2 separate regions of the Homo sapiens genome follow, and region 2 is linked to region 1. Evidence: chromatin contacts called from ENCODE Hi-C or POLR2A ChIA-PET data. All regions are on one chromosome and are shown on one strand. Each heading gives the region's core, a stretch centred on a gene start or an enhancer-like site at or near the end of the contact. The rest is flanking DNA. Distances are from core to core; before and after follow the strand shown.

Region 1 (4,010 bases), core at 393-2,892:
CAAAGATAAATAAATGGTTTGTTAATGGGTGGAGAGTGTGTAGGTTAATTGTGGAGGATTCCATCCTTTTCATACTTCAATGGTGTTTTTCAAGGGTGGCATCCAGACAGACTTCCCTAAGGCCTGTAATTTCAATTACAACTGTATGTTTCTCAGGACTGTGTTTTGGTATTTGCAGTAGGTGCTGAGAGATTTTGTTTTGTGTATTTACAAGTTAGGATTACATTGGCAATAAAACAATTTTTCTGTCTAGAATACAAATTGGAGGTTTATAGTCTCTCAGTCACTTAATATTTTTATTATTCTTGTTTGTCAGTCAGCCACATCTTTGGTGATTGTTTATAAGTTGCTTTTGAATTAGCAGACTAATTTCACGATGTTCCAATTTAGAATTTGTCAGAGCTTTTGCAATTAGTCATCTGGATAAATGTCTTTGTTAATTGCTCATACCATAACCCATGTTTAGTTTGGTCATTTTTGCCACTCACTTTTTTTGATCCTTACTCTAATTTATTCTGCAGCAAGTAAGTAATCCATCATCAAATTGATATTATATATACTAACATATGCTATATTATATACTACTAAATGATGTATATATACACACAACATAAAATTGATATTTATATACATTAATTAGATTGGTATATATACTAATATTAGATAATATATACTAAAATACTGTTAATATCCATTCCTCTAAAGGGCTTTCACAAACAGAACTCTAGTGAACTTATCAATAGTGGCTGCAATGTGAATTGTGAATCAAGTAATAATTGCAAAATATCGGCCTGCCAGGTTTCAGGGTCGTTGTTTGTCAGGCACCTTTTTCTATTGCCAGTTCATCACTTTGACCTGAAAATACTAAAATAGCACATTTCAATCTCTACTAATCAGCAAACACTAATTTCTTTTGGCTTCTCAGTCACTAAGCAGATTTTAAATCAATAAAGATTTATTGGGACACTTACTGCTTTTCTCTCAACTCTTACAAGCCCCGGAGGATCTGGGTTGGAATCCACCTTGCACACTCAGTCACTCTTTCCCAATCATGTCTTTCAACAACTGGGAAGTCACAAAGATCTTTTAGGTGTCATGATGCCCTGGTTTCCTCATTCACCTTTGTTCATTTTTGAGCAGCAGTGTGGAGGTTTGAGATGAAGAACAAAAAAGGAGATGAGAATAGAGAGGGTGCGGGCAGGTGTGTGTAGGGTAGATGTCTATACCAACAGGCATGGACTAGCTTGGAGATAAAGGGTATGGAATAATCTTGAGCCCCCCCAAGTTTGCATTTGAAGAGGGTAGGGCAGGGAAGGAACAGGAAGATATCCAACTGTGGATAGCCTCAGGGGGTTCACAGCGGGGCCAGACACAGAGAGCTGGACTCACTCCATGGCGCTGGCTAAGATGAAGAATGAATTTGTCAACAAAACAAAACAAAACAGGAGCCTTCCAAGTGCCTCCCCACTCCGTCCCCACTCCTCTTCTTTTTAGTGCTTCTCATTTCCAGAAATTAGATTTTACAGGCCAAAAGCTTTGTTCTTTCATGGAGGACCAGGAACTCACACTAATACGAAGATTTGCTTATGGACCAAGAGCTCGCCACATGCCAGGAACTGGGCCAAGGGCTTTAACGCATTATCTTGTTTCATTCTCACAACTCAAGGGAAGTGAGCGATGCATCCCTTGTTGAAGGAAATTGAGGCTTAGATTAGGTCAGCACATTCGTCAGAAGGGTGTTTCGGCTGCAGTCTCCCCAGGGAAAGATTTTCTTTCAGTTCTTCTCAATTCACATTTTCAGAGGCACCAGACTGATCCTAATCTGGGGTCTATGGTATATTTGGCCGTTTTCACATACATAACAGCAATTTTATGACCTGTATGGCACAGGGAGAGCAAATGCAAATGAGGACCAGTGTGGAAACCCCAACAACCAAACTTGCTGTGGGGGTCAAGAAGGAAGAAAATAACCCAAGGGAGCAACATATTGACAGAGCAACCTAAAATCCACTCTGGACTATTTCCATGCGGTTTCACTGGGAAGTTGCCACTTACCAAGTGGGAGAGAGACAAAACAACGTATTTCTTCCCTCAAATCAGCATGGGAGCCGTCTATGCTGTGTGGGTGGAGAGTAAGACGCAACATGGCTTCCCTGTCTCACGCAGGTGCCAGAAGCCATCATTTGAAATGACAGCTCTCTGCTTTCCAGTAAACTGCTGGTTTTGAAAACATTAACTTTACAAGATGCAGCCTTCCTCTGGGAAAGAGGGTCATTGGTTAGCTGTTTCTAACAACCCTGACAAAAAACAGAGTCCTCGAAAAATGACTTCAAAGTCATGGATTTCACAAATTTTGTAAAATGAAACGAATAGGCCATGTTGCAACTTTAAAATGACATGTAAGCTTTTAGTTTTTATCTGAGACTTGGATAAGGAAACAGCTTGTATCTATAAATGGGAGCTGGCATTCTTAGACGCTAGGTGGGCTTTGTTCACTCCACGGAAAAAAGATTAATACTTTGAACTGTGGATGTTGGATTTTTTTTTTAATACAGAAGCCCAGACCATGAACCAGTAGGGTTCCAACAAAAGAGAAATAATGAACTAGTTTCCATAAAAATAGCTCTCTTAACCTATGGATGCCTAATACTCTGCAACAGCAGGCAAGGGGGATCTGAAAGGCAGCAGCCTTCTGCCTCCTTGCAGGAAATTATCTATTGGTTAATTAATTTCTTTATTAAAACGAACCACTCACACTGCTTCCATCCTAAATCCTCAGTGTCTCTCAAACCTCAGGCAACCCCTGTAGTTCAGGGAGACTACCCTGGTGGAGCTTCCTTGCCATTGCTTAGATGGTCTCTTAGGCTTCCAAAATCATAACATGAGAAATCCTTTGGTGAACAAAGGATGCTGAGTTCCCCAAATAGGAACTGGACCTCTTCCACCCCCTTGTGTGAAATTCACTGTTTGCCATCACTGTGTTATCTGGGGATATTTCTAGTGGTACAAATGACACTAGGTATAATAGTGAGAAAACATGTGCCAGGAGACAGAAGAGCTGGATTCTAGTCTGCTCTGAAACTCCCAGCTGTTTTACAGTGAGAAAATGATTTCATCTTTTTGGGCCTCAGTTGCTCAGCCTTAAAGTGGGGATAACAACTATTGGATTGTACATGCATGCCTAATGTTTGTGACAGCACATTGTTAATTATGGAGTGCTATACAAGGAGTGGGAATGAACAGAAAACAATGACCACCACTGTTTATTGAGCAACTACTAAACACTGTGACCTAAAACATTACATGCATAATCTCCATTCCTCATAACAAAGAACATGAAGAAAGAATCATGAAATAAGAATGGCAAAGGGAAAAATCTCTGGATACAACCAACTGTGACTCTATTAAGCAAGAACTTCATGAGCAATCCTAAGCGGGGGAAATTTTTTGAGGGAGGGTTGGTGAATCCTTTTTTGGAATTTCTAACTTTCATGAAGAACCTATTAAAGAGATGGTGACTATTCTAAATTGCGGTTTAAAATTCATTAACAAGGATTTACTGCGTGCTTAATGTGTGTGACCCAGAAGTGCATGCACATGTTACAATAAGTTTCTAAAGAAACCAGCCACTGAACGAATGTGAGAGCCTGTGCGTTACCTCACTAATTCTGGAAGACACTTTTCGTTGTTCGTTAAGGCTTCCTGTGGCCACAGAATAAACTTGCAAGCCTAGCACCTGAGGCTTCCATAATTGGCTGCTCCCTTCTCCCCTTCAGGCCTGTATCTTATATGGAAAGACTCAGCAGAGCACCTGTCTCCTTTTATCAGCTTAGTACAAGGAGGGCTGGTAACACACTTGTTTCCCAATTCACTTTTAAAAAATATTATTTCCCAATTCACTTTTTAAAATTATGTATTAGATGACACATTAGTGGGTGCAGCGCACCAGCATGGCACATGTATACATATGTAACTAACCTGCACAATGTGCACATGTACCCTAAAACTTA
Region 2 (4,010 bases), core at 403-2,902, 39 kb before region 1:
TTCTTTTCCTTCCTTTCTCAAGCACATTCCTCTGTGTTGTCCATGGCCCTCTCCACTGGGCAGGTGGCCCCGAGACGTTGGGACAAGCTCATGTCCCAAGATAGTTTTCTGGCTCCTCTGACAATCTCTGGCCCTAGAGAGAGAAGCATAGGAACATTGAAGCTGGCCAGCTTTCATCAGCCACTGATGCTGCAGCATAAGCATCACAGTTTTCCCTTGGGGGTGTGTACCTCTACTCTTGATTTATGCTCTTTCCTTTGGTTATTTTAGCTTTTCCAGGGATTTTCCATGCCTTCCTCTTTCTCCCTGCCTAAACATGAGTATAAACCCACTTGTTCAATCCCCACCTCTCAGAGAAGCTCCAATTTTGCATTTCTTGGGCTAGCCCCATTCTCTACCTCACAGCCAACATGGCTAAAAGTCAATATTTCACCCTCCACAATAAACCCCCTTGTTCTCTTGCATTTCCCTTGATCCTTTCCCAGCCTAGTGAGTTCCCATCACCCTTTGAATCTCAGTTTTGACTTCAACCATGTGCAGGTTTCCCTGACTTTTCCCCACATCCAACCAAGCCTGGGCACTGTCCACTGTGCACCTTCAGTAGCTTTTTAATGTGGGCCTCTGCAGAGCTCCTCCCCAGCTGGGGCAGGATCCCAAGGGTCTGTCTCTCATTCACTTTGCACCTTCCAGCCTAACATAGATGCTCATGTCAAACCAGTATCGTAGCAGCCTAGAAAGATCATCCCTTTTCCTAGTGGACTACCTTATAGCTGCAGAGCTGCCATGTCCAAACATACTGAAAGAGGTATAAACACACTTCCAGTCACCCCTAACAAAGCTGGAAGCCCAGAGCGGGCCCAACATTTTGTACTAAGTCACCAGGGCAATGGCTACACTCACATCCTATTCACAATTGGCCTCCTCGATGACATTCACCATCTTATGAGGCTGAGAACCCTAACCAGCTATTTACTATTTCATCACACTGAAGACCATAACTTTACTAGTCCAGAGACTCTTGCCCTGGAAGAGCCAAGTTGCAAATCTTTATGCTTCATGGGAGAACTTTCTGGAAAGTCTCAAGTCATCAACAGACAGTTTACATTCCTAGATTCACATTCCCTTGATGTGTCCACCAATCCTAAACTATTATGTCACAATCCTTACCCAATTCTAATCCAACCTCCCTCTCCTACATTAAAAGATCTCCCTTAAACCAGACGTCAGAGTCTTCATAAATAAGACCCTGTTTTCCTCCTATTGAGACTTCCTTATGGTGGAAACTATGCACTCAGCTTTGCCTTATTATCAAGTAATTTGGGGATCCAGCATGCAGCAGGGCATTGCTTACCTAGGCCTTTCCTGCTTACCTAAGGGATTATTACTTTGCATTCAAAGGTTTGCGTTCAAAGGGAGTTTTGTTCTCTCAGCGTCTTCTACAGTGAAGAAGTTCTACATCTTGACGCAGTAATGCCTATGTACTCGAATGAAAATTCGAACAGCCATGGAGACAATAGCCAAAATGCTTTCTTCTCTAGATCAAAATGACCTTCGGCTTCTGGCTGCAAAGAGCATCTGCAGACGAAAGACGCGATGATGTGGCGCCTTCTGAGAACTGACCAGCAGAGGGCGCTCTTGAGAAAGAAGAACGATGTGCAAGATTGTTCCGGTCAGGGATGGCAAATTCCACACAGGAGGCACCACTTAGCTGTAATTATTGTAAAGAATGGTAAAGGCAAGTGGATTTCCACAGAACATGAACCAGAACAGCCATGGAGTGATAGCGGTGCCAATTGCGGGAAACCTAGCGGAGAACCTTCCCAAAGTGGTATTCAGGCTAGGATTTCAAGCCTCTAGTGGGGTTTGGCCTTTTTACCAAGTCTCCTGAAATAACAGAATTTCCCCCAGTAATTCTGAGCCCTGTGGCCTTTAGGACATGCCATCTTGAAGTCGTTCTGAGCTACTTACTCTGGTGTTTCTGAGAAATTATTCTGAAACAGAAGGTCACTCTAAGCCAGAATTGGCAAACTTTTTCTGTAGAAGGCCAGATAATAGATATTTTCACTTTTGTAGGCCATACAGTATCTATGACAATCTTGCAAATAGAAGAACTATTTGGCTGAGTAGCTGGAACTGCAGACGTGCCATTTCACTTGGCTCTGAGTTATCTCATTCTGATTCTGTGGGAACTCAGTGCCTTTCCTTGTCTTTGAGCTATTTTGTAACTGTAAATTGTAGATAACTGATAGCAATGGAACAGAATTCTTGTTTTAGACATGCAACTGAATCCTGTCTAGTGGAAGCTCAACTGACTTGTCTGCCCTTCAGTAAAGAAGCCAGTTTTGCATCCATTTGGAAATTCATTTCAGTATTCCTGATCTTTAAATGTCTCTTTTTAAATTTTTGCTTTGACCAATTGTAACATCACCCTGGTTTCCAAATCTGTTTTAGAAAGCTGTCTTGCGGCATGAACCTTGTAGCTTAAAAGCAGGCACAGAAAACATGAAACTAATGGGTGTGACTGTATTCTAATGAAAATTTATAGACACTGAAATTTGAATTTCCTATAATTTTCATGTCACAAAATATTTTTAAACAATTTTCCATGATTAAAACAGTAAAACCATTATTAGCTAATAGGCCATCTAAAAACCAGCCAAATTTGGCCCATAGGCTGTGGTTTGCCAGTTCCTGCTCTGAGCCAACCCTCGGCACAACTTCTCAACTCCATCTGTAATGCCCATGTCTCTCTGAGAGAATACCTTTATAAATTCTTCTTCCTAGACCGTCTAGAAATAGTTATCCACCAAGAAAGATGAAGGAACCAAAACATCTCTTTCAGGTCCTACCATGTCTATTACTAAGCAAAGTGCTGTTAAAAATTCTGACTGAGTTAAGGGGTTTAATAAAAACACATGATTCTCAAGGGTCAAAATGACTGCCCTTTCTGGTGTGAATACTAACTGCATCATGCGTTTCTTGCCAACGAGGAGTCCCTTTGCTGACTTCGCACCAGATTAAGGGAGAGCGTGAAGGTGGAGCTGGATCTTCTGAGGTTTGGGCCCTCAAAACAACCTTACCGGTTGAGATTCTGGACATGGGACTTAACTCTCTAGCTTCTGTTTCCTATTCTGTAATGTGAGGGGATATTATTATCTGATAAGGCTTTTGGGAGGGTGTTAAGAGCCAAAACACGGTAGGCACTAAATTGATGTTAGCTTTTATTACCCAACAGATAGAGATAAGCCCTAAGAAATGCCATGTCTTTCTGTGAGAAAAGAGGTGCTCTTTAGTGTTAGTGATGGGATGTAATAGGAATGGATTGTAAGATCTTGGAGAACAGGATACAAACTAAGTTCTTCTTTTTTCTGAATTACTTAGCTTAACTCAGTGCCTGGCACCTGAAGTGGTCTCAAAAGTAAGGAAAAACCGGTACTTCAATAGAAAACAATGCATTGTTTATAGTATTACTCTTCCAAGTTATCTAATTCTTTTTTTCTTTCTCTTTTTTGTTTTTAGAAACAGGGTCTTGCTATGTTTCCCAGGCTGGACTGGGCTCAAGCGATCCTCCCGCCTCAGCCCGATCTTCCTGCCTCAGCCTTCTGAGTAGCTGGGACTACAGGCATGAGCCTCAGCACTTGACTCGGAATTATCTAATTCTGATTCTGTGGGAGCTCAGTGCCTTTCCTTGCCTTTGAGCTATTTCGTAACTGTAAATTGTAGATAACTGATAGCAATGCAAAAGAATCCTTGTTTTAGACATGCAACTGAATCATGTCTAGTGGAGGCCTAACTGACTTGTCTCCTCCTTTGTGAAAGAGGCCAATTTTGCACCCATTTGCAAATTCATTTCAGTATTCCTGATCTTTAAATCTCTTTTATTTATTTTTGCTTTGGCCACTGGTAACATCTGCCTTGTTTCCTTATTAATAATGAGTTAGAGAAAATCTTTGACGTGTTCATTTAATACCTATGTGAGAGTCATGATTTCGCTTTTGTTTTTGTGGAAA

The links. Hi-C counts contacts between places; a loop is a spot of excess contacts on that map. ChIA-PET counts read pairs that join two places held with the same protein, here RNA polymerase II (POLR2A). Pooled maps may share reads with other maps.
Region 2: a loop to region 1 is called in a pooled map, with 7 times the contacts of the local background. The contact joins two enhancer-like sites. A Hi-C loop is called at or near these places in 1 of 168 maps with a recorded cell type or tissue (natural killer cell) and 3 of 50 pooled maps. POLR2A ChIA-PET finds 5 or more read pairs at or near these places in 4 of 52 experiments (BJ, OCI-LY7, activated T-cell and 1 more).

Annotation. Positions count from the first base shown.
Region 1 is chr14:51,937,648-51,941,657 of GRCh38, reverse strand. The region is part of intron 2 of GNG2 (G protein subunit gamma 2); the gene reads right to left. Among named protein-coding and RNA genes, the nearest start is that of RTRAF, 50 kb to the left of the region's middle. Within about 2 kb of position 1,642, at least 5 of the 41 ENCODE cell types and tissues checked have a DNase peak (open chromatin) inside an H3K27ac peak, as active enhancers do.
Region 2 is chr14:51,976,898-51,980,907 of GRCh38, reverse strand. No RefSeq gene overlaps it. Among named protein-coding and RNA genes, the nearest start is that of RTRAF, 11 kb to the left of the region's middle. Within about 2 kb of position 1,652, at least 5 of the 41 ENCODE cell types and tissues checked have a DNase peak (open chromatin) inside an H3K27ac peak, as active enhancers do.